Regions from separate parts of the Homo sapiens genome. Here region 2 is linked to region 1. A link is a loop called in an ENCODE intact Hi-C map of the cell type or tissue named here. Cell type or tissue: PC-9. All regions are shown on one strand. Links, peaks and the distances in the headings refer to the core of each region. The heading gives the core; the rest is flanking DNA.

The links. Peaks named below come from ENCODE experiments on the same cell type or tissue, not always from the same donor. Only the 100,000 strongest peaks of a DNase experiment are listed, where the experiment ranks them.
Region 2: it touches region 1 in a loop (4-fold over the local background); 7 of 110 quality-filtered maps call a loop at or near these places.

Annotation. Positions count from the first base shown.
Region 1 is chr2:219,357,396-219,372,834 of GRCh38, reverse strand. DNPEP (aspartyl aminopeptidase) reads left to right here. Exons shown (of 15, transcript NM_012100.4): 15 at 1-792. It overlaps LOC105373883 (a long non-coding RNA gene), which reads left to right and starts at 2,783. Exons shown (of 2, transcript XR_923917.3): 1 at 2,783-4,484; 2 at 10,027-10,333. RefSeq lists an enhancer at 10,223-10,272. In PC-9, for the core only: no CTCF peak of the experiment used is centred there; a DNase peak (open chromatin) is centred at 3,784.
Region 2 is chr2:219,299,854-219,314,313 of GRCh38, reverse strand. It overlaps PTPRN (protein tyrosine phosphatase receptor type N), which reads left to right and starts at 4,913. Exons shown (of 23, transcript NM_002846.4): 1 at 4,913-5,096; 2 at 6,472-6,522; 3 at 6,757-6,870; 4 at 10,483-10,579; 5 at 11,477-11,738; 6 at 11,823-12,177; 7 at 12,595-12,726; 8 at 13,337-13,371; 9 at 14,055-14,329. The coding sequence starts at 4,982. In PC-9, for the core only: no CTCF peak of the experiment used is centred there; no DNase peak of the experiment used is centred there; H3K27me3 peaks cover 3,668 bases.

The DNA.
Region 1 (15,439 bases), core at 1-8,000:
AGGCAAGCCCAAATACACTATGAAATGTCCATTATAGGTAGCTATTGAGAAAAAGATAAATTGTATAGTGTGTGTACTAACATGAAGAGATTACAAAGACATTGTTGAGTAGAAAAGGCAGGTTGCAGAACTGGACACAGGACAAGGAGTACCTTCAAAACATTATATGGCCAGGCACGGTGGCTTATGCCTGTAATCCCAGCACTTTGGGAGGCCGAGGTGGGCAGATCACTTGAGGTCAGGAGTTCAAAACCAGCCTGGCCAACATGGTGAAAACCTCTCTACTAAAAATACAAAAAAAATTAGCCATGCGTGGTGGTGGGTGCCTGTAATCCCAGCTACTCGGGAGGCTGAGGCAGGAGAATAGCTTGAGCCAGGGAGGCAGAGGCTGCAGTGAGCCAAGATTGAGCCACTGCACTCCAGCCTGGGCGACAGAGCCAGACTCCGTCTCAAAAAAAAAATTATTATATATTTTTATGTGTATATAAATATGCACGTAGATGTATACATGTATAGAAAAAGCCTGGAAAAATGCACCTGAAACTTTTACAGTGATCTTCTGGGTTGGGAGTGACAAAAGGGCCTTAGCCTTTTTGTAATGGTTTCCTTTTGTATAACAGAATGTACCATGTATTACTTATGTAAAAAATTTTACCCTCACACTGTATTTACTCTTACAATTGGCGTACAGTATTTTATTGTATAGATGGTCATTATTTATTCAGTCTGTTAATAATGGTCATTTAAGTTTTTCTCCAGTTGACAACTCTAAATAACATTGAGATAAATGTACATATATCATTGTACATTTGCCTTGGTTTTTCCCATGGGATAAATTCTAGAAAATGCCAGCTGAACTATAGTGACAGCAGACCAGTGGTTGCTTGAATGTCAAGGATTGAGAGAGAGTTTGGTTGCAAAAGGGTGCAAGAAAACTTTTAAGAGGGTGATAGAAATGTTACCCCAGAGGTGGAAGAAAATCCACATATAAATGGACCTGTGCAGTTCAAATTCATCCACTTACATGTGGATTTGTCCCAATAAAAGTTATACCGGCCAGGTGCGGTGGCTCACACCTGTAATCCCAGCACTTTGGGAGGCTGAGGTGGGCGGATCATGAGGTCAGGAATTCGAGACCAGCCTGGCCAACATGGTGAAACCCCATCTCTACTAAAAATACAAAATTTAGCAGGTTGTGGTGGTGGGCGCCTGTAATCCCAGCTACTTGGGAGGCTGAGGCAACAGAACTGCTTGAACCTGGGAGGCGGGGGTTGCAGTGAGCGGAGATCGCACCACTGCACTCCAGCCTGGGCAACAGAGCAAGACTCCGTCTTGGAAAAAAAAAAAAGTTATACCAAGTATGCCTGGCTCTCCTGAACCCCCACCCCTGCTACCCCCTATTCTACCTCCTCCGCCTCTTCTCCCACTGTTGCCCCAACCAACCCTTCTCTTCCTCCTCCTTGGCCTACTCAACATGAAGACGACAAAGATGAAGACTTTATGATGATCCACTTCCACTTAATGAATAGTAAATACATTCTCTCCCCCCCCCACCTTTTTTTTTTTTTTCAGACAGTGTCTTGCTCTGTTGCCCAGGCTAGAGTGCAGTAGCAAGATCTTGGCTTAGTGCAACCTTCACCTCCCAGGTTCAAGCGATCCTCCCACTCAGCCTCCTGAATAGCTGGGACTACAGGTGCCCACCACCATACCCAGCTAATTTTTTAATTTTTTAAAGAGACAGGGTCTCACTACATTTCCCAGGATGGTCTTAAACTCCTGGCCTAAGCATTCCTCCTGCCTCAGCATCCCAAAGTACTGGGATTACAGGCATAACATTTTCTTTTCTCTAGCTTATTTTATTGTAAGAATACAGTGTGTAATACATAGAATATACTTCATATGTGGTAATCTGTTTATGTCATCAGTAAAGCTTCTGGTCAACAGTAATTAAGTTTACAGGGAGTTAAAAGTTATACATGAAGGCTGGGTGCAGTGGCTCATGCCTGTAATCCCAGCACTTTGGGAGGCCGGGGTGGGCGTGTCACCTGAGGTTCGGAGTTTGAGACCAGCCTGACCAACATGGAGGAACCCTGTCTCTACTAAAAATACAAAATTAGCCGGGCATGGTGGCACATGCCTGTAATCCCAGCTACTCGGGAGGCTGAGGCAGAAGAATCACTTGAACCCGGGAGGCAGAGGTTGTGGTGAGACAAGATTGTGCCATTGCACTGCAGCCTGGGCAACAAAAGCGAAACTCCATCTCAAAAAAAAAAAAAATTGGGGTATTATTTCCATATAATAAATTATACACTTAAAGTGTAAAATTCTATGAATTTTGACAGATATACCATATACACCTGGGAAACCACCACCACAATCAAGATACAGAACCTTTCCATCATCCTCTTGTACCCCTTTGCAATCAATCTCTCTCTCCACTCCTGACGTCCAAGCAACCATTGATCTGCTTTCTGTCACTATAGATTAGTTTACCTTTTTTAGAATTTTCTTTTCTTCTTTTCCTTTTTTCTTCTGAGACAGACTCTCATTCTGTCACCCAGGCTGGAGTGCAGTGACGCCATCTCGGCTCACTGCAACTTCTGCCTCCTGGGTTCAAGCCATTCTCCTGCCTCAGCCTCCTGAGTAGTGGGGATTACAGGTGCGTGTCACCACGCCCAGCTTTTTTTTTTTGTATTTTAGTAGAGGCGGGGTTTCATCATGTTTGCCAGGCTGGTCTCAAACTCCTGACCTCAGGTGATCTGCCCACCTCAGCCTCCCAAAGTGCTGGGATTATAGGCGTGAGCCACCACGCCCAGCCCCTTTTATCTTCTCTTCCTCTTTCTCCTTTTTTTTTCCTCCTCCTCCTCCTTCTTTCTCTTGTATTTGTCCATTCTCCTTTTTCCTTAACTTAGTCTATTCTGTGTATTTTCTAAGTACCAGGATTCTTATTTGTTTGTTAATGCTAAGTGTGGTGGTGGTAAACCCTGCATGCTGTAGTATGACAGTTACTAGACTTTGACTGAGTGGTGGCTGTCCTTTGTAGGCCAGGGTTCACAGTAGGGAATGCTACCAGAGAACTGAGCTCCCTGATGTTAATGGTGATAGTAGGACTTCAGAGTAACAGTGGCCAGGTGGCAACATTTTACCATCATAGTTTGTGGTGTTTTCTGTCTCCTAATTATGCTGTAAGCATGGATTGTGTGTGTGTGTGTGTGTGTGTGTGTGTTGTTTGTTTGTTTTGAGACAGTGTCTTGGTCTGTTGCCCAGGCTGGAGTGCAGTGATGCAATCTTGGCTCACTGCGGCCTCAACTTCCCAGGCTCAAGTGATCCTCCTGCCTCAGTCCCCCTGAGCAGCTGGGACTACAGGCATGCGCCCCCACACCCAGCTAATTTTTTTTAATTTTTAGTAGAGACACGGTCTCACTATGTTGCCCAGACTGGTCTTGAACTCCTGGACTCAACCAATTCCCCCCACCTTGGCCTGGTATTACAGGTGTGAGCCACCATGCTCAGCAATTATGTGTATTCTTCCCCTTCTTTCTCTCTTCATTGACAAAATGATTTTAGGAGCGTGTCTAGAAAGGCTGGACTTATGCAGCTGCCGTTATCCTATGGGGACTGCAAATGTTACTTGTTAATGCAGTAAAATGTTGAAGGGGTTTGTAGAAGACACTGTTGGCAACTTACCTGTATCCGTCACTTTTACCATTTCAGTGTACACACTACCGTTTTCAGCTGCCAGCATCTGCACTTCTTGCCTGAGGGCTTTCTTTGCTGCTTGACTACAGTTTTCCACTCCCATGGCAGTTGGAAGTGCTGGGGAATTCAAGCTCCATCCCACAGCAGCTCTAAACAATAACTGGCAAGACTCTGTGTCTGAATACCACAGCTCCCTCCCATCTGGGGTGAGAGAACTCTGAGGCATGTAGTTTACACTGGCTCCCAGAGTCCCCCCAGCAGAATTCTGCTCCAGAGATAAGCCTGATAACACATGCCTCTATTGGCCACCTTCCCTTCCTTGTCTCCCTTTCCCACTCCCCAACCAATGTTTTCCTTCACCTCCCAGTAAATTCCTGTACACAGATCCTTGTCTCCGGGTCTGCTTCTGGGAAAACTGAAACTAAGTTAGAATTCTTCTGAGATTTTTAGATAAGGATGTCTGCTATTCTATTACGATTCAGCATTTTACTCTAGGTCTTTAGCTATGTACTAAAACAAGAAAAGGAATGAAAGAAAGGTGGAAAGGGAGGAATAAAACTTTCTTTTTATATTATTTGTTATGTAGAAAATCCAAAAGTTATACTATTTGAATTAATAAGTTATTTATTTATTTATTTTTGAGACCGAGACTCGCTCTGTCACCCAGGCTGGAGTGCAGTGGTGTGATCTTGGTTCACTTCAACCTCTGCCTCCAAGGTTCAAGCCATTCTCCTGCCTCAGTCTCCCGAGTAGCTGGGACTACAGGTGCACACCACCACACCCAGGTAATTTTTGTACTTTTAGTAGAGACAGGGTTTCACCATGCTGGCCAGGATGGTCTTGATCTCCTGGCCTCGTGATCGGCCTGCCTCGGCCTCCAAAAGTGCTGGGATTACAGGTGTAAGCCACTGCACCCGGCCGTAATGAGAGAGTTTATCAATACAGCTGGCTGAAAAATCAACATACAAATATCAATTTTATTTCTACATACCAATAAAAAATGGGTAGAAAACGAAATTTTTAAAAGGTTTACTTCTACAAGCATAAAAATCAAGTATCTGTCAATAAAGTTATGCAAGATCTCTACAGAGAAAATTTGTGTGTGTGTGTGTGTGTGTGTGTGTGTGTGTGTGTGTGTGTTTTTTGAGACAGAGTCTTGCTCTGTCACCCAGGCTGGAGTGCAATGGTGTGATCTTGGCTCACTGCAACCCTCGCCTCCCAGGTTCAAGTGATTCTCCTGCCTCAGCCTCCCAAATAGCTGGGATTACAGGCATGTGCCACCATGCCCAGCTAATTTTGTATTTTTAGTAGAGATGGGATTTCACCACGTTGGTCAGGCTGGTCTTGAACTCCTGACCTCAGGTGATCCGCCCGCCTTAGCCTCACGAAGTGCTGGGATTACAGATGTGAACCACCACACCCGGCCTCTATAGAGAAAATTTTATGTAAGAAGGTCCAAATGATTTGGAAGATATCTCTTATTCATGATGTGAAACTCAATATTGTAAAATATGTTATCCTCCAAATTGATACATAGATTCAGTGCAATTCTAATAAAAATACCGACAGTTTCTCTCCTCCTCCTTGCTTTTCTTCTTTTTGTGTGGGAGTTGACAAGCTGATACTTTTTTATAGCCAAGATTTGAGCTGGGTGTAGTGGTGCGTGCCTGTAGTCCTGTCTACTTGGGAGGCTGAGATGAAATGATTGCTTGATCCCAGGAGTTAGAGATCGGTCTGACAAACATAGTGAGACCCCGTATCTTAAAAATTTTTTTTAAAAAAGAATCGAAGAAGACAACTGCCTTATTTGTTGTCAAAGCTTATTATAAAAACTACAGAAATTAAGATAGTATATTCTTGGTTCAAGAATAAAACTCACCAATAGAACAGAGACAAATGAATATTTGATACTTGGTTTATGACAAAGGTGGCAATTTGGTTTTTTTTTTGTTTGTTTGTTTTTGAGATGGAGTTTCACTCGTTGCCCAGGCTGGAGTGCAGTGGCGCAATCTTGGCTCACAGCAACCTCTGCCTCCTAGGTTCAAGCAATTCTCCTGCCTCAGCCTCCTGAGTAGCAGTGATTACAGGCACCTACCACCACGCCCAGCTAATTTTTGTATTTTTAGTAGAGATGGGGTTTCGCCATGTTGGCCAGGCTGGTAATGTACTATAATAAAGTGGACATCCCAAGAATGCAGGTTTACTTCAACATATTAAAATTAATTAATGTAATACATTATATTATAGAATAAAGAGCAAAACCCACATGATCTCAATTGATGCAGAAAAAGCATTTGGTACAATCCCAAACCCTTTCATAATAAAAATATTCAACATTCAGAAATAGAAAAGAGCTTGCTCAACCTGATAAAGGCATCTATGAAAAACCCACGGCTGGCTAGGCACAGTGGCTCCCGCCTGTAATCCCAGCACTTTGGGAGGCCGAGGCGGGCGGATCACCTGAGGTCAGGAATTGGAGACCAGACTGGCCAACATGGCGAAACCCCATCTCTACTAAAAATACAAAAATTAGCTGGGTATGGTGGCATGTGCCTGTAATTCCAGCTACTAGGGAGGCTGAGGCAGGAGAATCGCTTGAACCCGGAAGGTGGAGTTTGCAGTGGGCCGATATCGCGCCACTGCACTCCAGCTTGGGTGACAGAGCAAGACTCGGTCTCAAATAATAATAATAATAATAATTTCTTCATACCTTGCATACTTTGCATACAAAGTTGTTTCCCTCCATCCTATGATGTCTAATTGTTTTATTTATGTATACTTATTATAAGTTTTAACCCTTAGTGACCCTAATTTGCTGTGAAAACTAGGAAGCAGGCAATTGTGAACTGCCTGTCATATATCGGCATCTTGTAGTAGATTAGTAAATTTATGAATATACTATTTTATAATTTCAGGAACATATGCTTCCTAATATAGTACAGTCTTTCAGTGTGGCAAAGAACATGCTTATTAGTAGACCCAAATATATTTAGCTTCTCTATATCATATAAAAATAAGATGCCAGAAGTATATACGCTTAAATTTATGCTTAGTAGTTAATGTTTCAGTAGTTTATCTTACTTACAAATGGTTCAGACATTTAATGAATATCTACTGCTTAATTTAACCTAACTTTAAGTTTGCAAGTTACCAAATAAGATTTGGAAACTGATTCAGGCAGACATACTGTAACATCAAACAAAGCTAGCCATCATCTCAAGTTATTTTTCTTGTTGACAAATCAGGTAAGTGTAAAAAATGGCCAGGCATGGTGGCTTACGCCTATAATCCCAGCACTTTGGCATGCCGAAGTGGACAGATCCCTTGAGCCCAGGAGTTCGAGACCAGCTTAGGCAACATGGCCAAACCCCATCTATACAAAAATTGTCTGTCCATGGTGGCATTCTCCTGAAGTTTTAGCTACTTGGGAGGCTGAGGTGGTAAGAATTGCTCGAGCCTGGGAGGTTGAGGCTGCAATGAGCCATAATCATGCCATTGTACTCCAGCCTGGGCAACAAAGCTAAACCCTGTTTAAAAAAAAATAACAGAAGCAAAAAACCTAAAAATTTAAATATATGGTTCTTCTCTGTCTTTTTTTAAAAACTGCTATGCTTGATATGCATCAAGCAATTTATTTTTATTGTATATTTTATTCTTAGTTTAGATTTATAGTTTTATAACCTTAAACATCTAGTTGATATAACATTGTTTGACCAGTAAACCCAGGTAAAATAAAATTGTAGTTCTGCATTCTATTTAATGCTGACAACTCCAAAGACATTTCTGCTTTTATTTTATCAACAATTTTTTTTTTTTTTTTTTTTTTTTTTTTTTTTTTTTTTTACAGAGCCTGGCTCTGTCACCCAGGCTGGAGTGCAATGGAATGGAGCCATCTTGGCTTACTGCAACCTCCGCCTCCTGAGTTCAAGTGATTCTCCTGCCTCAGCCTCCTGAGTAGCTGGGATTACAGGTGTGTACCACCACGCCCAGCTAATTTTTGTATTTTTAGTAGAGGCGGAGTTTCACCATGTTGGTCAGGCTGGTCTTGAACTCCTGACCTTGTGATCAACCTGCCTCGGCCTCCCAAAGTGCTAGGATTACAGGCGTGAGCCACTGTACCTGGCTTTTTTTTTTTTTAATCTATATAAACAAGGTCTCACTCTGCTGCCCAGACTGGATTGCAGTGGTGTGAACACAGCTCACTGCAGCCTTGAACTTCTAAGCTCAAGGGATTCACCTGCCTCAGCCTCCCAACTAGCTGGGATTACAGGCGCCTGCCACCACGCCAGTCTAATTTTTTGTATTTTTAGTAGAGGCGGGGTTTCACCATGTTGGCCAGGCTTATCTTGAACTCCTGACCTCAAGTGATCCACCCACCTCGGCCTCCCAAAGTGCGGGGATTACAGGCGTGAGCCCCTAAGCCCGGCCTACTTTTTAAACTTTTTGTAAAGACCAAGTCTCAGTATGTTGTCCAAGCTGGTTTCAAACTCCTGGGCGCAAGTAATGCTCCTGTCTCAGCCTCCCAAAGCACTGGGATTAGGGGTGTGAGCCACTGCGCCCAGCCTGCCAACAATCTTAAAACTAATTTTATTTACCCAAAAGACTTAACAAGGCCCATGTGTTCAGATTCCTGTCTGTGTCCCCATCTTTGGAGGAAGGACACCTTTCACATGGGGAAAGGATCAGGGAGATCCCTTCAGGAGAGAAGGATCAGGGAAGTCAGAGAGATTGTCCTGCACATGCTGTTTCTCAGATCCTTCCAGCTTAAAATATTCAACATGCCAGTGTGCCATGTTTCTGGGTGGCATGTCCTGAACCCTCTTATTGGATAGTATAAATGGCTATTCACTCTGAAAATCTGTTGAGCTGTATCTTTACATTCTGTCTACTTCTGTTCATATGTATTACCTTTCATAATCAAAAGGTAAAAATACTTTTTTTAAAAAAAAGCATAAAAGCTTCTAAACACAAAAGTTGGTGTCAGAAATATTCTAAATGGAAAGAGGAAAAGAGTGGCTCCTAAGATGACTGGATTATTAGAAGTAAAGAAATGCCCTCCCTTCTTGCCCAATAAACTCCAGAAGCTCCCAGAGTGGCCCTAGGCGAGAAGAGATGAGAGGGAGGGTCAGCCGTGCTCTCCAGGGAAATCCCCTTGTTTTCCCCAGGCCAGCCCCAAAGGGGCACTAGTCTACACTGAACTCTCAACTTCCAGGCAATAGAGACCACCCTTTCTCTGCTGCTTTATTTGACAGCTTAGGAAAGACTGAAATGTTCAAACAAAAATGAACAACAACAGAAAGCCTTGACAAAGGAAAGCCAGATGCAGAGGACCATGGATCCACATATCCTAAATGCAAGGGAGAGCCTGCTCTCCAGGCTCCAGAGCCTTCCACTCATGGGCTACCCCAGGAATAATAGGGACTCCTCCCTGAGTCTCCCCACTCCTGACTCCAGGCTTTCCTCCCACAGCAGGTGACATTCCTAAGTTTGTATGCATGTGCCAGCACACATTTATATATACAAGTGCAATATGTACATAGTAATGCACACACATATTCTCAAACCTACACACATACACCTCACACACATACATAAACGTAACATATATACACCTACACACACATAAACAGACACATGCGGACTTACACATGGACATCTATACAGAAACACACACATGTAAGCATACATGCACACACACAACACAGGTGCACATGCACATACAATGTTTGCAAACATATACAGCCACAGGCATAGACACACATATACACCTGGATACATATACAAACCCATCACACATGCATACATATGCTCATTCACATACTACAAATACATACAAAAAGGCATACACATATATGCACACATGCACAACATACAAACACAGAGACATGCATGTAGGCATAATACATGCATGCATACTCGTGCGCAAAAAACACACATGTGCAATACACAGATACATATACATAAATGCATGCATACACATATGCAGACAATACATAGATACATGTCACACAAACATATTGCTATATATCCATATATACATATGCAAAAACATACACATATATACACAAACACACACATCTTTATGTACACACCCACAAACACACACCCCACATACCCACACGCACATACTGCATGTGATAGCCATCCTACAAGATGACCTCCAGTGATCCTTACCTCTTGGAATTCATGCCTTTGTGTAGTCCCTCCCACAGTGTATCAGGGTTGGTCTCTGTGGCCAGTATAATATGGCAGAAATGATGGCATGGGACTTCCAAAGCTAGGTTTTAAAAACACTGTGGCTTTTGCCTGGTTCTCTCTCTCTCTCAGGTCACTCACTCCAGAGGAAGCCAGCTGCTGTGTCATGAGGCACTCAAGCAGCCATATGGAGAGGCTGATGTGGTAGGGAACTGAGACCTCCTGCCAACAGCCAGCATCGTCTTGCCAGGAGGGTGAGTCATCTTGAAAGTGGATCCTCTAGCCCCACGCAAGCCTTCAGAAGACTACAGCCAACCCTGAGTAACATCTTCACTGCAACTTCAAGAGAGACCCTGAACCAAAAATACCCAGCTAAGCCTCTCTCAGATTCCCAGTCCACAGAAACTGTGAAATAGATGTTTATAGTTTAAGCGACTAAGCTTTGGGGTAATTTGTCATGTAGCAATAAGCCATAGATATTCTTTGCTAAAACTGGATTTTTAAAAAAAGTAATAGACAATGAATACAAGTACACTACATGTACACATATACACATTGACACACACATCCCATCTACATACACAAATACATCTCCCACACATACAAACCTACATACGCACACACAAACACACATGCATACAGTACACATTGATTCATACAAACACATGCACACACATATAAACACATGGACACAACACCCATGCACAAACATATAAACACATGTATACACATATAAACACATGTACGCATGCGCAAGTCCCGAGAACCCACTTCTAGAGTCTTTGGGCTCTTCACCATCTAGATGCCCACCTGGGGCTCCCCATAGAGCTCTGACCCATCTCGGAGGAGCTGCCTCTTCTCTCTCTTTTTTTTTTTTTTTTTGAGATGGAGTTTTGCTCTGTCACCCAGGCTGGAATGCAGTGGCACAATCTCTGCTCACTGCAACCTCTGCCTCCCGGGTTCAAGCAATTCTTCTGCCTCAGCCTCCAGAGTAGCTGGGACTACAGGCACATGCCACCATGGCCAGCTAATTTTTGTACTTTTAGTAGAGACGGGGTTTCACCATGTTGGCCAGGCTGGTCTTGAACTCCTGACCTTGTGATCTACCCGCCTCGGCCTCCCAAAGTGCTGGGATTACAGGCGTGAGCCACCGTGCCTGGCCTGAGGAGCTGCCTCTTCTCTAGGAGATTCCCACCAGAGGTGATCCTGTCCTTGAGGGAAGACCTTGTTTCCCGACAAAGGGTGGTGGCCTGAGTCTTGCAGGCCTCAGTGCAATGATAGCACCATCCCCACTGGCTATCCAAGAAGAGGCACAGGCATGGTGGCCCACCCTCTCCCTATCAAGGTGGGCAGCCTTTGTTCCCTGGGGTCAGGTGGGCTGTCTCACACCTTCCCCCTGGTGAGCTGTAAGGCAGGTCTCCTGGATTCTGCTCCTGATTCTCTACCAGACCAGGCCTCTCTGCCCTTCTGGGTTTCAAGGTCTTTCACCTTGAAACCTTGGGGCATAGCCGAAATCTACAAACCCAGAGAGGCTGAAGCTGAAAGGAACTAGAATTCAACTCACAATGCATTTGTGCAACACGAGGCTGCTTTATATCCATCATCTCATTTCATTTTCACAGTCACCCTGATGAGCTGCCCATCTAACAGATAAGAGCACTGAGGCAGAGGTGTTTCATCTGGGGCCTCAGGACCCAAAATCTGTTTCATTTTGGAGCATCCAGGCTGAGCTAGGTCCTGAGCCAGACACTGAGGATGTGATAGCAAATCAAACAGACATGTCTTCTGTCCTCTTGAAATTTACACTCCAGTGGGGAGACGCAAATAAACAAGTAAACAAAGGAAGAAGTCCATCGGCCGCGGTGGCTCATATCTGTAATCCTAGAACTTTGGGAGGCCAAGGCAGGTAGATCACCTGAGGTCAAGAGTTCAAGACCAGCCTGGCCAACATGGTGAAACCTCATCTCTAATAAAAATACAAAAATTAGCTGGGTGTGGTGGCAGGCGCCTACAATCCCAGCTACTTGGGAGGCTGAGGCAAGAGAATTGCTTGAACCCAAGAGGCAGAGGTTGCAGTGAGCCAAGATCGTCATTGCGCTCCAACCTGGGCAACAGAGCAAAAACTCCATCTCAAAACAAACAAAACAAACAAACAACAACAACAACAACAACAAAAAACGAAGAAGTCATGGACAGTGGTAAGAGTCATGAAGGTAATGAAGTGACAATTATTCCTAGGGACCAGAAACTACTTGGTGGGGAGGGTTATACTAGAACAAAGAGATAACAATGGAGGGTGGGGAGAAGCAGAAATGGCCTTTGAGAAGGACTCAGGTGTTCAAAGAATGGAAAGGAGGCTGGGAACAGAGAGAGCAAGATGAGAGAAGGAAATGAGGCTGGAGAGGAAGGCAAGGCTAGATCACGTTGGGGCTCATAGGCCATGGTCGGGAATTTAGCGTTTATTCAAAAGTGTAAATGAGGTGATCCATTGGATGGTGTTAAGCAAGGGAATAACATGCTTTAATTTATATTTTGGAAAGCTTCTCCTGGTGCTTAAGAGATTACAGGGAGGCAAGAGTGGAACAACAAATATTCAACAAGAACGACTGAGCACCTACAGTACACCAGACACAATCCCAGACTCCTAGAACACACCCCAAGTCATTAGTTACTCCAGGCAACTAGATGAGATTCAATTTCTGTAACAGGTGAAAGACGATGGCCAGCTGGGCATGGTGGCTCACGCCTGTAATCCCAGCACTTTGTAAGACTGAGGCAGGAGGTTCACTTGACCCTGGAAGTTTGAAACCAGCCTAGGCAACATAAGATCTTGTCTCTATTAAACATTTACAAAAATAAAAATAAAAGAAAGATGATGGTGGTTTGAACAAGGGCAATGGCATTGGGTCTGGGAAAAATGTAAACTGTAAGAGAAAATTTTTGCAGGGAGAAACCTGAACAATGCATAGGAGGTGCCACTGACAGAGAGGGAGCATCAAAAAGAACAGTAATAGCCAACGTTAATTGAGTGCTTCTGATGTATGCTTATGATGTGCTGGTCCCATCATATTTCTAAATCCTTCAAAGGTGTTAAACTTATTAATCCTTCTAAGAACACTGTAAGCTAGACGCTACTGTCAAACTCATTTTACAGGTGAGGGAACTGGGGCACAGAGGAAGCAAAAAACTGCCTGCAGGTATTTGGATTTGGCTCCAGCACACTGTCTTTTTTGCCCGGAGAGGGGTAGGAAGAGAGAGACAGGGTCTTGCTCTGTCACCCAGGCTGGAGTACAGGATCACGATTCACTGCAGCCTTGACCTCCCGGACTCACATGAGCCTCCCACCTCAGCCTCCCAAGTAGCTGGGACCACAGGTGCCTGCCACCACACCCGGCTAATTTTTAAATTTTTTTTTAGAGACGGGGTCTAACTATGTTGCCCAGGCTGGTCTCAAACTCCTGGGTTCAATCTATACTCCCACCTCAGCCTCCCGAAGTACTGGAATTACAGGCGTGAGCCACCGCACCCGGTCCCAGCACACTATTTTAACAAGTAAGGGACACTGCTTCTCAAGAAGGACACCCAGTGCCATTTGCCAATATGCAATTCTGGATTTTATCAAGCCCCCCCCCCCATCGTTAATCCCTGGTGATAAGAAGTGGGAGTGAGGGGGAGGCAATATGGTGTGTGGGGGTGTGTGTGTGTGTGTGTGTGTGTGTGTGTGTGTGTAGGCGGGTAGGGGGTTGGGATTCTAGATAGGGGTCGACCATATTCAGGCAACACCCCACTCTTAAAAGCAGGACTCTGACGCCAAGACACGGGAGAGCCGGGGTTGGGGACCTTGCTGCAGCCGGCCTCCGACTGGCCGCGCTGCGGAGAGAGGGACGCGCAGAGCCGCCTGGCCTGGCTCTGGCCGCGGTCGCTGCGGTGCAGGCGGGGCAGCGCGCGCCCAACAAGATGCGGGGGCCCCTGCGCGCGCATGGGGCTCGGGGCCCAGCGGGGGTGCCTCTGATTCTCTGCTTCCTGCTGCTGAGCAGCCGCCCGGGGGGCTGGGACGCCATTAGTCCCCACCGTCAGGAGGAAACCTGGGGGAAGGGCAGGGGCGATCCTGAGGGAGGGCTGCGGGTTGGTGGGTGCACACAGCTCAGAAGCTAGGGAAGTGTGCGGGATGGGAAGAGAAAGCCAGAGGGCGTCTTGGAAGCGGGGTCTTAAACGTCGGAAGACGGGGTGGAAACTAGAACTACAAGAACTCCAATTCGGAGTTGGGCAAGAGGGAGTGCCCAAGGGACCGAGATCCGGGCCATGTGAGACGCGCTGAGGGGTCAAGGCAAGGTGCCCAGCGCTGGGGGGTTGGCATCTCCGGCAGGAGTCCGGAGCGCGGGCATCCAGTCCCCACCTCGGGAAGAGCCCAGTCCTGGGCCGGGGCCTCCCCTCAACCTGGGGAGGCGGCTGGGGGAGGGCGCAGCAGAGGATTGGGAGGAATCCTAGCCTTCTCCGCACCCTGCACACCCCACACCCGATGGCCACGGGTTCCTCCACCTGGTGCTCGAGCTTGGACACCAATGCGGAGGGCTTCCTGCGGCGCGCTGTGTGGGCAGGGTGCCTGGTGGGCAGAGGGTCACGCCTGTGCGGATGCCTGGGTGCTCTCACCTTCCCCAGCTCCGCCCTCGCCTTTGGGAGCCACGTCAAACCAAACCCCGCCGCTGTGTGGGTCCAGGGCGTCAGCGCTGATGACAGCGGGGGGGGGGCGCCCAAGGTCGCTCTTTACTTATCAGTCCTGGGACTACTGCCTCAGTCCTGAAGTCCCTCCTCACGGGTAGGGTGCTGGGGTCTCTCTACACATATCTTCTTTTTCTTTGGAGTCTGTCTTTATATTTTATAATTAGCTTCTACTTACGCCAAGAAACACGGTTTTTTCCATTTACAGTAGCAAAGTTGCCCTTTAAAATAATTTCACTTGGCTGGGCGCGGTGGCTCACAGCTGTAATCACAGCACTTTGGGAGACCAAGGCGGGTGGATCACTTGAGGTCAGGAGTTAGAGACCAGCCTGGCCAACGCGGTGAAATCCCATCTCTACTAAAAATACAAAAATTAGCTGGGCTTGGTGGTGCGCACCTGTAATCCCAGTTGCTCGAGTGGCTGAGGAAGGAGAATTGCTTGAACCTGGGAAGCGGAGGTTGCAGTGAGCCAAGATTGCACCACTGCACTCCAGCCTGGGAGACAGAGTAAGACCCTGTCTCTAAATAAATAATAAATTTAAAATAATTTCACATAAATAAAAAGCATGAATCATCAACTTGAAGAGTAAGGCAGTAATAGCACAATGGTACAAAGATAAGTCAAAAATCATGTTGGTGGTTCTCAAATAACTAAAGTTTGGGGAACGCTGTGCTTCCATTTTGTTAAAGTTATTAGTGTTTTTTTGTCGTTCTTTGTCTGTTTGTTTGTTTGTTTGAGACAGAGTTTCGCTCTTGTTACCCAAACTGGAGCGCAATGGCGCGATCTCAGCTCACTGCAACCTCCACCTCCCAGGTTCAAGCGATT
Region 2 (14,460 bases), core at 2,002-10,001, 61 kb after region 1:
ATAATAGCAGCTGGGCACGGTGGCTGACGCCTGTCATCCCAGCATTTTGGGAGGCCAAGGCGGGAGGATCACGAGGTCAGAAGTTAGAGACCAACCTGACCAACCTTGTGAAGCCCCCTCTCCTAAAAATACAAAAATTCGTCAGGCCTGGTGGCATACACCTGTAACCCCAGCTACTGGGGAGGCTGATGCAGGAGAATCACTTAAACCCGAGGCAGAGGTTGCAGTGAGCCAAGATTGTGCCACTGCACTCCAGCCTGGGTGACAGTGAGACTCCGTCTCAAAAAAAAAAAAAAAATTCATAATAGTGTGTCCAGAATTGGTGGGTTCTCGGTCTCACTGACTTCAAGAATGAAGTGCTGGACCCTCGCAGTGAGTATTACAGTTGTTAAAGGCAGCGTGTCTGGAGTTTGTTTCTTCTGATGTTCAGATGTGTTCCGAGTTTCTTCCTTCCGGTGGGTTCTTGGTCTCGCTAGCTCAAGAGTGAAACTGCAGACCTTCGCAGTGAGTGTTACAGCTCTTAAGGTGGCGCGTCTAGACTTGCTCGTTCCTCCCAGTGGGTTTGTGGTCTCGCTGGCTTCAGGAGCGAAGCTGCAGACCATCATCGTGAGTGTTACAGCTCATGAAAGCAGTGTGGACCCCACAACTGAACAGCAGGAACTTAATACAAAGAGCAAAAAAACAAATCCTCCCCCACGTGGAAGGGGACCCGAGTGAGTCGCTACTGCCGGTGGGGCAGCCTGCTTTTATTCTTTATCTGGCCCCACCCATATCCTGATGATTGGTCCATTTTAGAGAGAGCTGATTGGTCTGTTTTACAGAGAGCTGATTGGTCCATTTTGACAGGGTGCTGATTGGTGCATTTACAATCCCTGAGCTAGACACGAAAGTTCTCCACCTCCCCACCAGATTAGCTAGATACAGAGTGTCGATTGGTGCATTCACAAACCCTGAGCTAGACACAGGGTGCTGATTGGTGTGTTTACAAACCTTGTGCTAGATACAGAGTGCCAATTGGTGTATTTACAATCCATTAGCTAGACATAAAAGTTCTCCAAGTCCCCACCAGACTCAGGAGGCCAGCTGGCTTCACCCAGTGGATCCCACACCGGGGCCGCAGGTGGAGCTGCCTGCCAGTCCCGAGCCATGTGCCCGCACTCCTCAGCCTTTGGGTGGTCGATGGGACCGGGCGCCGTGAAGAAGGGGGCGGCGCTCGTCAGAGAGGCTAGGGCCGTGCAGGAGCCTACAGCGGAGGGGGAGACTCAGGCCTGGTGGGCTGCAGGTCCCGAGCCCTGCCCCGCGGGGAGGCAGCTAAGGCCCGGCGAGAAGTCGAGCACAGCAGCTGCTGACCCAGGTGCTAAGCCCCTCACTGCCCGGGGCCGGCGGGGCTGGCCGGCCGCTCCGAGTGCGGGGCCCGCCGAGCCCAAGCCCACCCGGAACTCGCGCTAGCCCGCAAGTGCCACGCGCAGCCCCGGTTCCCGCCCGCGCCTCTCCCTCCACACCTCCCCGCAATCTGAGGGAGCCGGCTCCGGCCTTGGCCAGCCGGGGAAGGGGCTGCCACAGTGCAGCGGCGGGCTGAAGGGCTCCTCAAGCTCGGCCAGAGTGGGCGCCAAGGCCGAGGAGGCGCCGAGAGCGAGCGAGGGCTGTGAGGGCTGCCAGCATGCTGTCACCTCTCAATAGCATTATGCATAATACTACCAAACCTGAAACAACCCAAATGTCCATCAGCAGAAAAATGGATTAAAAAAAATTTTTTTTTTTGATACGGAGTCTCTCTCTATTACCCAGGCTGGAGTGCAATAGCGCAATCTCGGCTCACTGCAACCCCCACCTCTCAGGGTCAAGCAATTCAGCTGCCTCAGCCTCCCGAGTAGCTGGGATTACAGGCATGAGCCACCACACCTGGCTGGGACTACAGGTACGTGTTACCACGCCCAGCTAATTTTTGTATTTTTTGTAGAGACAAGGATTCGTCATGTTGCCCGGGCTGGTCTCAATCTCCTGGGCTCACGTGATCCTTCTGCCTCGGCCTTCCAAAGTGCTGGGATCACAGGCATGAGCCATTGTGCTTGGCCTCTACAAAAAAAAAAAAAAAAATTAGCCAGGCATGGTTGCTCACAATGGTAGCTGCTCAGGAGGCTGGGGCAGAAGGATTGCTTGAGCCCAGGAGTTGAAGGCTGCAGTGAGCTATGATCTTGTCACTGCACTCCAGACTGGGTGATAGAGTGAGACCCTGACTCTAAATAAATAAATAAATGTTTAAAAATGTATTAGTCACTGTTAGAGGTCACTACACTACACAGACTCATTATTTTGCAGAAGGGTAAAGAGAAAAAGCTGAGAATATATGTTACCTTTCCAGTTGGAATTGCATTTTAGTGTAAACTAAACCCAGTTGATGAGAGAAAGCCCTTCTTTACAAAGTAAAATAAGCGATAAACGTGAATTGAATGATAGGATTATAAAAATCACCATTTTGCAACCTCTAATGAAATCATTTAGTCAAGGATGGATCACCAGTGAATAGTGAAACCATTAGGTGAAAAGTTGATGAGGAACTAGATAGTCTCACAGTGCCAAAGTATCATCCAAGAATTACATGCTGGTCACATTAGAAAACCACAGCTTTACATACAGAGATCTGGCTGTCTCTACCTTAAACCAGTGATCAATTTTAACATCACTAATAGAACAGTCAGACATCATGTACTTCCTGAAATGATGCAATGAGAGGCATTTTGCTTTAAAAATTCTTTAATTTGATACAGTCAATACTTCATATATAACTTCTAGTTTACAGGAAATACAGGTGATATACAGGTTATACACTGGAGAAATACAGGGAAATACAACATGAAGAAAAAAATCAGATAAACCCAGAAGAAGAGTTCTAAAGAAAAATTGACCTGGTCTATCAACATGACAATGTCAAAAATGGGGGAGGGGAGAGAGGATATGGTGTCTATGCTAATTTACAGAGATTAAGAAACATAACAAAGGCCGTGGTTGTTCTTAATTGACTGTTATTTTGAACAAAACACCTGAAAAGAAAAGGCATTTTTGGGGAAACAATCTGAGAAATTTGAATATGAACTGAGCATTAAATTATATTAAGGAATGCCCGGGCGCGGTGGCTCACGCCTGTGATCCTAGCACTTTGGGAGGCCGAGGTGGGTGCATCACGAGGTCAGGAGATCGAGACCATCTTGGCTAACACGGTGAAACCCCGTCTCTACTAAAAATACAAAAAATTAGCCGGGTGCAGTGGCAGGCACCTGTAATCCCAGCTACTCAGGAGGCTGAGGCAGGAGAATGGCGTGAACCTGGGAGGGGGAGCTTGCAGTGAGCCAAGATAGTGCCACTGCAGTCTGGCCTGGGCAAAAGAGCGCAAGACTCCTTCTCAAAAAAATAAAAAAAAAAATTTAAAAAATTATATTAAGGAATTATTGTAAATTTTTTTAGGTGTCATAACAGCACTTAGGTTATGCAGGAAAATGTCCTTATTTCTTGGAGATGCATAATGAAATATTTAGAAGAGAAATGTCATGATGTCTATCATTCATGTTTAAATACTAAAAAGAAGCAAATATTGTAAAACATCAATAACCATTAAGTATGGATGATGAGTATGTAAGTATTCATTATGCATTTCTGTCCTTTTTAAATTTTATTTTATTTTACTGGAAAGCAAGAGAGGAAGGAGATCAAATCTGAACTTAAGAAGCTCACTCCCCTACTTATTGGATGACTAGAGTGGAAGCAAAAGAGCAGTTACTAGCTGATTGCTGCAGTGGTCGTGGTGAAAGAGCACAGTGTTTCAGTTCAGGTAGTGAGGATGGACAGAAGTGGACTGATGGGAGATGTATTTTGCAGGGAGAAACCATAAAATGATTGATAGCCTCGAGGTGGCACAGACGGAGAGAAAGGAGAGTCAAAGCTAATGATGAGGCCAGGCCCGGTAGCTCACACCTGTAATCCCAGCATTTTGGGAGGCGAAGGCCGTTGGATCACCTGAGGTCAAGAGTTCAAGACCATCCTGGCCAACAAGGTGAAATCCCATCTCCAATAAAAATGCAAAAATTAGCCGGGCAAGGTGCTGTGCGCCTGTAATTCCAGCTACTAGGGAGGCTGAGGCAGGAGAATGGCTTGAACCCAGAAGGTGGACATTGCAGTGAGCCAAGATCACGCCAGTATCCAGCCTGGCCAACAGAGCAAGACTCCATCTCAATAAAAAATAAATAAAAGCTAATGATGACAGCTAATATGTATGGAGCATGTAGTATGCACCAGTCCAGTCATCCTTCTAAGTGATCCATATTAGTGTAACGAACAAAATCTTCACAATCACTGTGTGAGGCGGGTAGTAACTATTAACACCTCCACTTTGCAGATCAGGAAACTTGGACGCAGACAAGTTAAACAAGGTGCCCAAGGTCATACCCTTAGTAGATGCCCTGCTAGAACTGGAATCTAGGCATGCCTAACCATTTTTTCTTAAGGAAGAGAACAGTATCTTCAATGACAATGAGTAAGAGTACTTATTCTACCCACTTTTCTGCTTCTTGTCTTCGGGTTTATCGTTCTGGACCCACCTATCTTTCCTGGCCCCCCACTTAACTTAACCCTTTTCACCCACCCTGGGGCGGGGAGACAGAGGTGATCCTAGAAGAGGGCTACAGGGATGGGGCCAAGTGGGAATTCTAGCGAGGCGCCTACTATTTGATGGAGGAGGGATGGGCTAGGTAGGTCCCCCGCTCCGACAGGGCTCTTACGCCATATGTGACGCAAATTAGCTTACGAGCCGGGGGTGGAGGTGTCGTCAGCACCCGCCTGCGGTTGGCCGCGTTGCAGCGAGAGGGGCATGTAGACCCCGCCTCGTAGGGAGGTGGGGAGCGGCAAGCCCCGCCTCAGCCCCTCTGGCAGGCTCCCGCCAGCGTCGCTGCGGCTCCGGCCCGGGAGCGAGCGCCCGGAGCTCGGAAAGATGCGGCGCCCGCGGCGGCCTGGGGGTCTCGGGGGATCCGGGGGTCTCCGGCTGCTCCTCTGCCTCCTGCTGCTGAGCAGCCGCCCGGGGGGCTGCAGCGCCGTTAGTGCCCACGGTCAGGAGGAAACTTGGGCTGGCGGGTGGTGGGGGGCGGGGAGCAGCTTGGGGCCTGGAGCGAAACTCGGTGGGGGTGAGGGTGAAATGTCATGAAGCTCGGGGAGAATATGGGTTGGGGGAGGCATGCGAGATGAGGAAGGTGAGAGGGCGTCTCGGAGGAAAGGGGCGTAGGCCTGGAGGTGGGGCTGGGAATACGGGGGCGGGACCTAAGAGAATTGGGCTCTGGGGAAAATTGCAGGTTCGGGAGAAGGACACGGGGTGCATGTGGGCAGAGGGACTTAGAGACCGGCTGCGAGACCACAGGAGAAGCCACTTGCTCCGAGGCGCCTGGGAGGTGGTGACAGGCGCTGAGGAATGGGAAGGGGAGGTGGCGGGGAGAATGAGGGAACGGTGATCTCTGGGCAGTGGAAGCCTGGGCCGCAGACATAGAGTCCCAGCTGGGCAGAGAGAGAGGCCAGGGTTTCTCCGTAAGCCTAGAGAAGCTGATTGCAGCGATCTGATCTCCTGTAACGGGGGACAGCACGGGGAGGGGGCAGAAGAGGATGAAGAGGGGAGGGTCCTCTCTTGTCCCCCTCCCCACAGCCAGGCCTGGTGCTGACTCACATCTGTGCGGACAGAGACAGTCAGCGCTGACTCACGGACAGGGGGTGGGGGATGGGAGGGTGGCGCGTGGGGGAAGGGGCGCAGCCTCGCCGCCTGGCGCCCTCTTTCCCCACCCGGGCTTGGAGGCCCGAGAGGCAGAGTACTTCCTGTGACGCTGTGGGTTGGCAGAATACAACAGAGGGCTCAGGTCTAGTGGAGAGTCCTCGCTCTGTGACCCCTTCCTCTCTGGTAACCGCCTCCAAGGCCAGCCCTTGGCGGCGCCAGACTCAGAGCTTCAGCACCGCGGACAGCGCCAGCGGCTCGGGACAGCGCGAGGAGAGATGCCTAAGAGACACCCTCCCCAGCCCCACCCATGCCCTCTTTCCCCCGACCGGGGGAAGTGTGCTAGAACCTCTTCTGAGTTCCAGGCCATTATAGGATGCTTTTCCATATTTGGGAAGGAAATTCCTCTTTCAGAATTTGGCCAAAACCTCTCCTGCAGTAATTCTATGAATCTCTCTCCCTGCACCTGGAAGGTTTCTTCCCTATCACTCAGTTAAGCAAACAGAGGCTTTTAAGGATACAGACTCACAAATTCTTAAAATCCAAAACAAGATCCCATGCTTCCTTTTAAGAAATTCAGGCCTGATTCCTACTCTCCTCCCAGCTTAAGGCCTTCTTTAGAATGAAAGAATAAATTGCATCTGCTTCTCCCGTTCCCAGCCTGTCCACCCATCTGCCCATTCTCTGTGAGTGGGTGTCTGAGCCTCTGCTCACCTTTTCCTCTACAGGCTGTCTATTTGACCGCAGGCTCTGCTCTCACCTGGAAGTCTGTATTCAGGGTGAGTGAGGCCCAAGCATAGAACTCACAAGATCGGGGGGAGAGGGGCAATAAAAAACAAGAAGGGGAGAGAAGGCCCAGAAAGGAAGAGGGCTACTGGGCTTGAGAAGAAGGAAGACTTGCCTGGAGGAGGAGAGGTAGGGGAGAAAGTGAAGAGAGTACAGTCCATTTGCAACCTGGACTTTGGAAGGCCTCTTATTCAAGCCCCCTGCTGACACCACTTTTGTGCCCTTAGATGGCTTGTTTGGGCAGTGCCAGGTGGGAGTGGGGCAGGCCCGGCCCCTTTTGCAAGTCACCTCCCCAGTTCTCCAACGCTTACAAGGTGTGCTCCGACAACTCATGTCCCAAGGTAAGGTCTGGGTGCACTGGAGGAGAGAGATTGGAACTTGGTTAGTTATGGGTGGGGAAGAAGATTTCTCTTCAAGGAATATTCCTATCACCCCCACTGCTGGAGCCTCACCTTCCCATATCTTGCTAGAGTAAGAGGTGGAACCCTAGAGATGGGCTATTCACATTTGGACTCTCTGGAGAAGCCCAGAGGAGCCTTCTAAGAAGAAGTCACTGGAAAAGGCCAGCTTCCATCTTCTTAGGACCAGTTCCTCTCACTGGCATTGTCTGAGTGCTACAGAGCCAAGAACTCTGGAATCCTCAGCCAGGATAATATTCCACTCACCCAATTCCTCATTCAACAAGTATTTATTGAGTACTTACTATGTAGCAGGCATAGTTTTAGGTATTTGGAATGTATCGGGAATAAAACAAAGATCTCTGCTTACTGGAGTTTCTGTTTGGGGGATAAGGGGAGGAAACACGCTATAAAAGTTAGAAAATACATAGTGTCTTAGAAGATGATAAATAGCATATAATATTATAGCAGGATAAAGTGATCAAAATGGTGAGGTAGAAAGCTACAGTATTAAATGAGGAAATCAGGTGGTTAAGGTGGACATTATTGAGACTATGAAATCTGAACAGACTTTTTAAGGAGGTGGGGGAGTTTGTCAGAAGATTATCTAGGGGAAGAGTATTTCAGGCAGACCAAACAGTTAGGACAAAAGCACAATTCTGAAGAGCACCATGGAGGCCAGGGGACTGTAGAAGACTGATGGAGAGGAAGAGTAGAAGGTGAGGTCAGGTAGGTAATGGGGGAAGGGATGTGGATCACTTTAGGGCCTCATAGGGGAATGTATGGACATTAGCTTTACTCTGAGTAAAGAAGGAAACTATTACAAGATTTGGAGCTTGGGGGCACATGATCTGACTTACACTTGACAAGCATCACTTTTGCTGCTGTAGTGAGACTAGAATAGATGGAGTCAAGAGTTGGTGAGGGGGACCACTAAAAACCACCACAATAGGTTGCTCTGTCTATGGAGTGCCATTCTTTTGTTTCTTCACTTCTCTAATAAACTGCTTTCACTTTACTAAAACAAACAAACAAAAACTACCACAATAACTCAGATAAGAGATGAATGTGGATGGGGCCAAGGTGATTGCAGGGAAGGAATGAAGGATGAGAGAATTCTGCATTTATTTTTAAGGTAGTCAGCATTATTTCGTGAAATATTGGATATGGTTATAAAGAGAGGAGTCAAAGTTTTTTTGGGTTTATTTTGTTTGTTGATTGTTGTTGTTGTTGTTTGAGACAGAGTCTTGCTGTGTCACCCAGGCTGGAGTGCAGTGATGCAATCTCTTGCTCACTGGAACCTCCACCTCCCAGGTTCAAGTGATTCTCCTGCCTCAGCCTCCCGAGTAGCTGACATTACATGTGCGCGCCACCATGCCTGGCTAATTTTTGTATTTTTAATAGAGACAGGGTTTCACCATGTTGTCCAGGCTGGTCTTGAGCTCCTAACCTCAAGTGATCCATCTGCCTGGGCCTCCCAAAGTACTGGGATTACAGGTGTGAGCAACCGCGCTCAGCCAGGAGTCAAAGGTTTTATTTACTGAATAACTGAATCAGTGGAGATGTCACTAATTATAATGTGGAAACTTGCAAATGGTTCAACTTGGTGGGGGTGTTCAGCTTTGAATATGTTGAGTTTAAGATGTCTACTCAAGTGAAGCAGGAAGTTGAGTACATGAGACTGGATTCTGAGAGACAGAGTTCTCACCTGGAGATATAAATTTGGAATTCTTTGGCATATAGATGGTAATTACACCCATGAGGTGGATGAGATAACCAAAAGATTGAGTGTCTATTAAGAAGACCAAGGATCAAGTCCTAGATAATTCTTCTATTAAAAGGACCAGGCCAGGTATAGTGGCTCACACCTATAATCCCAATACTTTAGGAGGCTGGGGCAGGCAGGTCACGAGCTCAGGAGTTCGAGACCAGCCTGACCAACATGGTGAAACCTTGTCTCTACAAAAAATACAAAAATTAGCCAGGCATGGTGGCGAGCACCTGTAATCCCAGCTACTCAGGAGGCTGAGGCAGGAGAATCACTTGAACCTGAGAGGCAGAGGTTGTGGTGAGCCGAGATCGCACCACTGCACTCCAGCCTGGGTGATAGAGCGAGACTCCATCTCAAAAAAAAAAAAAAATGAGGACCAGGATAAAGAGAGGAACCATCAACTTCCTCTCAGGGAGACTGAGAAGGGGAAGCCAGTGGAGTAGGATTAAAAACAACAGTGTTCAGTGTCCCAGAAGCCAGGAGAAAGTGTATCAAGGAGGAGGAGTGACCAACAGTGTCAAATGATGATTACGGGATAAGTAAAATAAGATATGAAAATTGACCACTAGATTTGGACATGCAGACAAAGCTGCTCTTGATGAGAGCAGCTTTGGTAGAATAGTTGGGAATAAAATCCTGAATAAAGTGGATTAAGAGGGAATAGAAAGAAAGGAATTGGATACAGTCAGTATAGACAACTTTTTCTAGAAGTCTTGCTGCAAAGATATGGAGTGATCCCTAGAGAAGAAAGTGGGATCAAGCAGTATTTTTCTTAAGATGGAAGAAATTGCATATTGTTTGCATGGGAATAATGTGAATAATTCAGTAGAGAACAAAGGAAATTATGTAGGAAAGAAGAGAGAATTGCAAGGAGAATGTTCCTGAATAGGTGAGAGGGGATGAAATCTAGTGCTCAGAGGAACTGGCTTTAAATAGGAACACAGACAGCTCATCTAATGTGAATAAGCAAGGAGGCAGGTGTGGATGTTGGTAGATACCAGAATACAAGTTAAGAGCAGCACAGATTTTAAATCCAGAACTAGAGAAGAAAAAATGAGGGTGAAAAGTGGGAAATTATTCCTTTAGAATAAGTGACTGAACTTTCCTGAGAGCAGAGTTTTTTTGGGGGAAAGAGTCAAACAGGAGAGCTGTCTATGAATAAGATGATGATGATAATGGTGATGATGATGATGATGACGACAATGAAGATGATGATACATGTTTAAAACATGTGGATTATGCTTTAGAGTTTTCTAAGCACTTTGATTTCCCTGATCACACTTGATCTTCACAACAGCCCCCTGAAATATGTATCGTTTCCACTTTACAAACAGAGAAAGTTGAGGTTCAGGGTCAACACAAAGAATAATAACAATAGTAATAATAATTATGGTAATAGCATTTGTTAAAAGTTCACTACATGACAGGCACTATTCTAACCGTTTGATATGTATATGTGTTATTTTAATGATAATAACAATCCTAGGAGGTATAAATCCCCATTTTATTGATGAGGGAATTGAGGCTTGGAGAGGTTCAGCAACTTGCCCAAGGTTACATAATTCATCAGTAGCAAAGGCAGGATTCAAACCCAGGTGGTCTGGCTCCAATAGCTGTACCTGAGGGTGGGAAGAAGACAGCTCAGATCACCCACTGAGTTTGTCCCTCTACTCTGACAAACCCCATGAGCTGCAGGGCAGAGGGTACAGTTCTGATCCCCAGTGGTCCCCGTTACTGGATCCCCAGACTCCTGAACCAACTTACGCTGTCCTCTTTCCTGACAGGATTGTCCTGGCACGATGACCTCACCCAGTATGTGATCTCTCAGGAGATGGAGCGCATCCCCAGGCTTCGCCCCCCAGAGCCCCGTCCAAGGGACAGGTAGGCAGCCTTTCTCTACAACTCTAGCAATGGTGAGGCTGATGAATCTGTGGTTGTCCTAATTGATGGAGAGAAGGGGAAGGAAGTGGGCACCAAGGCCAGCATGCTGGGGCACAGGTAAAGAGGTGCAGGAATGGTCACTCTCTGACATGCTCACATGACCAAGAGGAGCTGAGCTCATCTCTAGGGATCCAGAAAAACGGGCATTTTTTGAATGTTTTGAAAAACATTGACATTGGCTACTTTAAAAGAAGCATCAATGTAGTCATCATGGGAGAAATTAGAATGCTGTTGGACTGAAGTTGTTCAATATTCCATTTCATTACTATGTGAATTTCTATATGACAGGAGCCACCATCATCTTTTTGTGGTTAGGGCCTCTAAAGGCATCATTCAGACTGCAAAGCAGAGGAAAGTAAATGAGGTTTAGGGAGCTCAGATGATGATACCAGGATGAAGATGGCATAGTGGTGGGGGGTGGAGGAGCAGTCCTGAATATTTGGACATATACTTGGAGAGCCAGGTGTGGGGACATGGCACACAGGGGCAACGGGGACAGCTGCAGCCACAGTTCATCTAGAGAAATTCCTGGTTGCCTTCCCCTGCTCCTGTTTGCCCCTTCTCCATCCCCAGCCTCATGATTACCCAGCCTTTGCAGTTGTTTCAGAGACTCAGCCATGCTCACCAGGGAGGCAGATACCTCTGCCCTCAGCTTGGCCCTCTGGTCCCTCCCCATTCCCACCCAGCCCATCTCTCTTCCCCTGAGGTCACTCAGTTTCTAAAGAGGTCAGGCCTGCTCTTAACCGCTGAGCCTGCCTGGCCCCGAATAGTTCTGCCTTGCAGGCTCTCTATGCCCTTTCCCCCGCTCCAACACACACACTTTGCTTTCCTCTACAGGTCTGGCTTGGCACCCAAGAGACCTGGTCCTGCTGGAGAGCTGCTTTTACAGGACATCCCCACTGGCTCCGCCCCTGCTGCCCAGCATCGGCTTCCACAACCACCAGTGGGCAAAGGTGGAGCTGGGGCCAGCTCCTCTCTGTCCCCTCTGCAGGCTGAGCTGCTCCCGCCTCTCTTGGAGCACCTGCTGCTGCCCCCACAGCCTCCCCACCCTTCACTGAGTTACGAACCTGCCTTGCTGCAGCCCTACCTGTTCCACCAGGTAAGTCCTTGACTCTGGTCCCACCCCAACCGCAGTCCCTCAGCCCGGACTTCTGCTCTTACCCAGATCTCTGGTTTTCCACAGTTTGGCTCCCGTGATGGCTCCAGGGTCTCAGAGGGCTCCCCAGGGATGGTCAGTGTCGGCCCCCTGCCCAAGGCTGAAGCCCCTGCCCTCTTCAGCAGAACTGCCTCCAAGGGCATATTTGGGGACCACCCTGGCCACTCCTACGGGGACCTTCCAGGGCCTTCACCTGCCCAGCTTTTTCAAGACTCTGGGCTGCTCTATCTGGCCCAGGAGTTGCCAGCACCCAGCAGGGCCAGGGTGCCAAGGCTGCCAGAGCAAGGGAGCAGCAGCCGGGCAGAGGACTCCCCAGAGGGCTATGAGAAGGAAGGACTAGGGGATCGTGGAGAGAAGCCTGCTTCCCCAGCTGTGCAGCCAGGTAACAAGGTCCTCAGCATCCACCTCCCTGTGAGGGCTGCTTTGGGGGAACCATGGTGGGGCCCTTCCCTGACAATCTATGCGTTTGTTAACTTGTCCTTAAAGTCATTCATACATTTAAGGAATGTCTACTGACAAGCTGTTCTATGCCAGGCACTAGGGAAGTGGTGGGGAGTGGAGTTGACGTGACTCTCCTTCCAGTGGAGAGTCAAGATGTCCTGAAGTTTGATCTGGGTCCCAGGAAGAACTTTCCCCCAAAGTGTGGACAAGGGCTGGGAAAGGGAGGGCATCTCTTGGTGTCCTGGTGTCTGGGAAGACTCTCTTAACATGCTAGTCCCTTCCCACCCTCACTCACTCATCTGCATCCCTCAAGTTCACTGCGCAATCAGCCCTAAGCTCTGTGTCTGGCTCCCAGCAGATGCGGCTCTGCAGAGGCTGGCCGCTGTGCTGGCGGGCTATGGGGTAGAGCTGCGTCAGCTGACCCCTGAGCAGCTCTCCACACTCCTGACCCTGCTGCAGCTACTGCCCAAGGGTGCAGGAAGAAATCCGGGTAAGTGTCCAGGCAGAGGGAGGGACCAATATCTCCCGGCTCCATGGAGGCCTCTTGCCCTGCCTCGAGACCACTTGGAGTAGCCTGGAGAGGAAGAGTCAGGCTTCAGGGGAAAGAGTTCCTTTGAGACATAGGGTCATTGCCAGCAAGGCAGGGAGCAAGGGGGTAGGGTGGCAAGCTTAGGAGTTAGATCAGGAAAAGACTAGATGGTGGAAGTAATGGAAAAAGCAGCCAACAGAGGGTGTGAGCAGGGAAAAGGAGGCATCGGGAAGGATGGGTTGGTGACAATGAGGGCCTAAAAACGGGCATAGCCAGTACTAAGAAGAAGCCAGTAATTGATGGGTAGAGAAATAACTGAACAAAGAATAGCTTTGAGAGAGATGGCCAATGGTAGAGGGAGGAGTTAATAAAACAGTAAATTGGGAGGAGGAAGCAAAAAGGAATGAGGCCAGGCTTAGGATGAGACCAGTAACAGGGTCTTGGTCACTGACTGAGATGAAGACCACAGCAAATGTTCCAGGCTCAGGGTCTCTGGCCCTTTCTCCCACTTGTGTTGTGTAGACCTTGGCCATGGCCATTTTTCCAGACTCTTGTTTTTCCTGTCTCGCAGGAGGGGTTGTAAATGTTGGAGCTGATATCAAGAAAGTGAGTCCCCAGCACCTCCTTGACTCATAATCACCCCATGGCAGCACGCCCCCTTGCCAAACCTAAATTTCAAATTCAGGACCTAGAATCTGTATCCTCCCACCCCTCATTTTGGGGGAAACCAAGGCCCAGAGACCGCAAGTTATTGCCTAAGGTCTCCCATCAAGTTGATGGCAGAACTGGAGCCAGAAAACTGAATTCTTAATTCATTCCTCTTTTCACTACAATCATTTCAGACCATGCTCTGAGGATTCCTAGGGGAGGAGGGAAGTTTCGAGCAGAGAGCCCTTCCTGAGCTTCTGTAGCAGGAGGAGCTCTGCTTCTTTCTGTTTCATGTGTTGGATTTCTAAGACTTTGTGGCTAAACAAAAGTCTAGAAACCATCGCCTGCCTGTTTGTCTTTTACCCTCACCCCAGCTTCTCTTGCTGCAGGGGTTTTCTGTCTCCAGCCCCATTCTGTGGATTAGTACAGACCATTTTCAATCATTCAATCCTTTATTCATTCATGCATCCACTTACTTGTCTCAGATGCTCTGGTGTCCTCTCTGTACCCAGCACTGCAGTGGTCCCTGGGGGTAGAAAGTGAAAAGCAGGTCCTGAGCTCCACTGTGGAGAGCTCCGAGTCCAGGGTACCCCTTCCCCCAGCACTGTCCAGAGGCCACACCTCCACCCTCTTCTGAACAGACAATGGAGGGGCCGGTGGAGGGCAGAGACACAGCAGAGCTTCCAGCCCGCACATCCCCCATGCCTGGACACCCCACTGCCAGCCCTACCTCCAGTGAAGTCCAGCAGGTGCCAAGCCCTGTCTCCTCTGAGCCTCCCAAAGCTGCCAGACCCCCTGTGACACCTGTCCTGCTAGAGAAGAAAAGCCCACTGGGCCAGAGCCAGCCCACGGTGGCAGGACAGCCCTCAGCCCGCCCAGCAGCAGAGGAATATGGCTACATCGTCACTGATCAGAAGTAAGGGCTGCATCCTGGGAAGCTTTCTGGTCTGCTAGGATTTGGGCTGGCCTGCCTGGCCAGAAGCAGAGGGCAGAAATCCAGACGTGCAGGGACAGGGAATTGGCAGGCTGCTCTGTACCCCTGGAGTG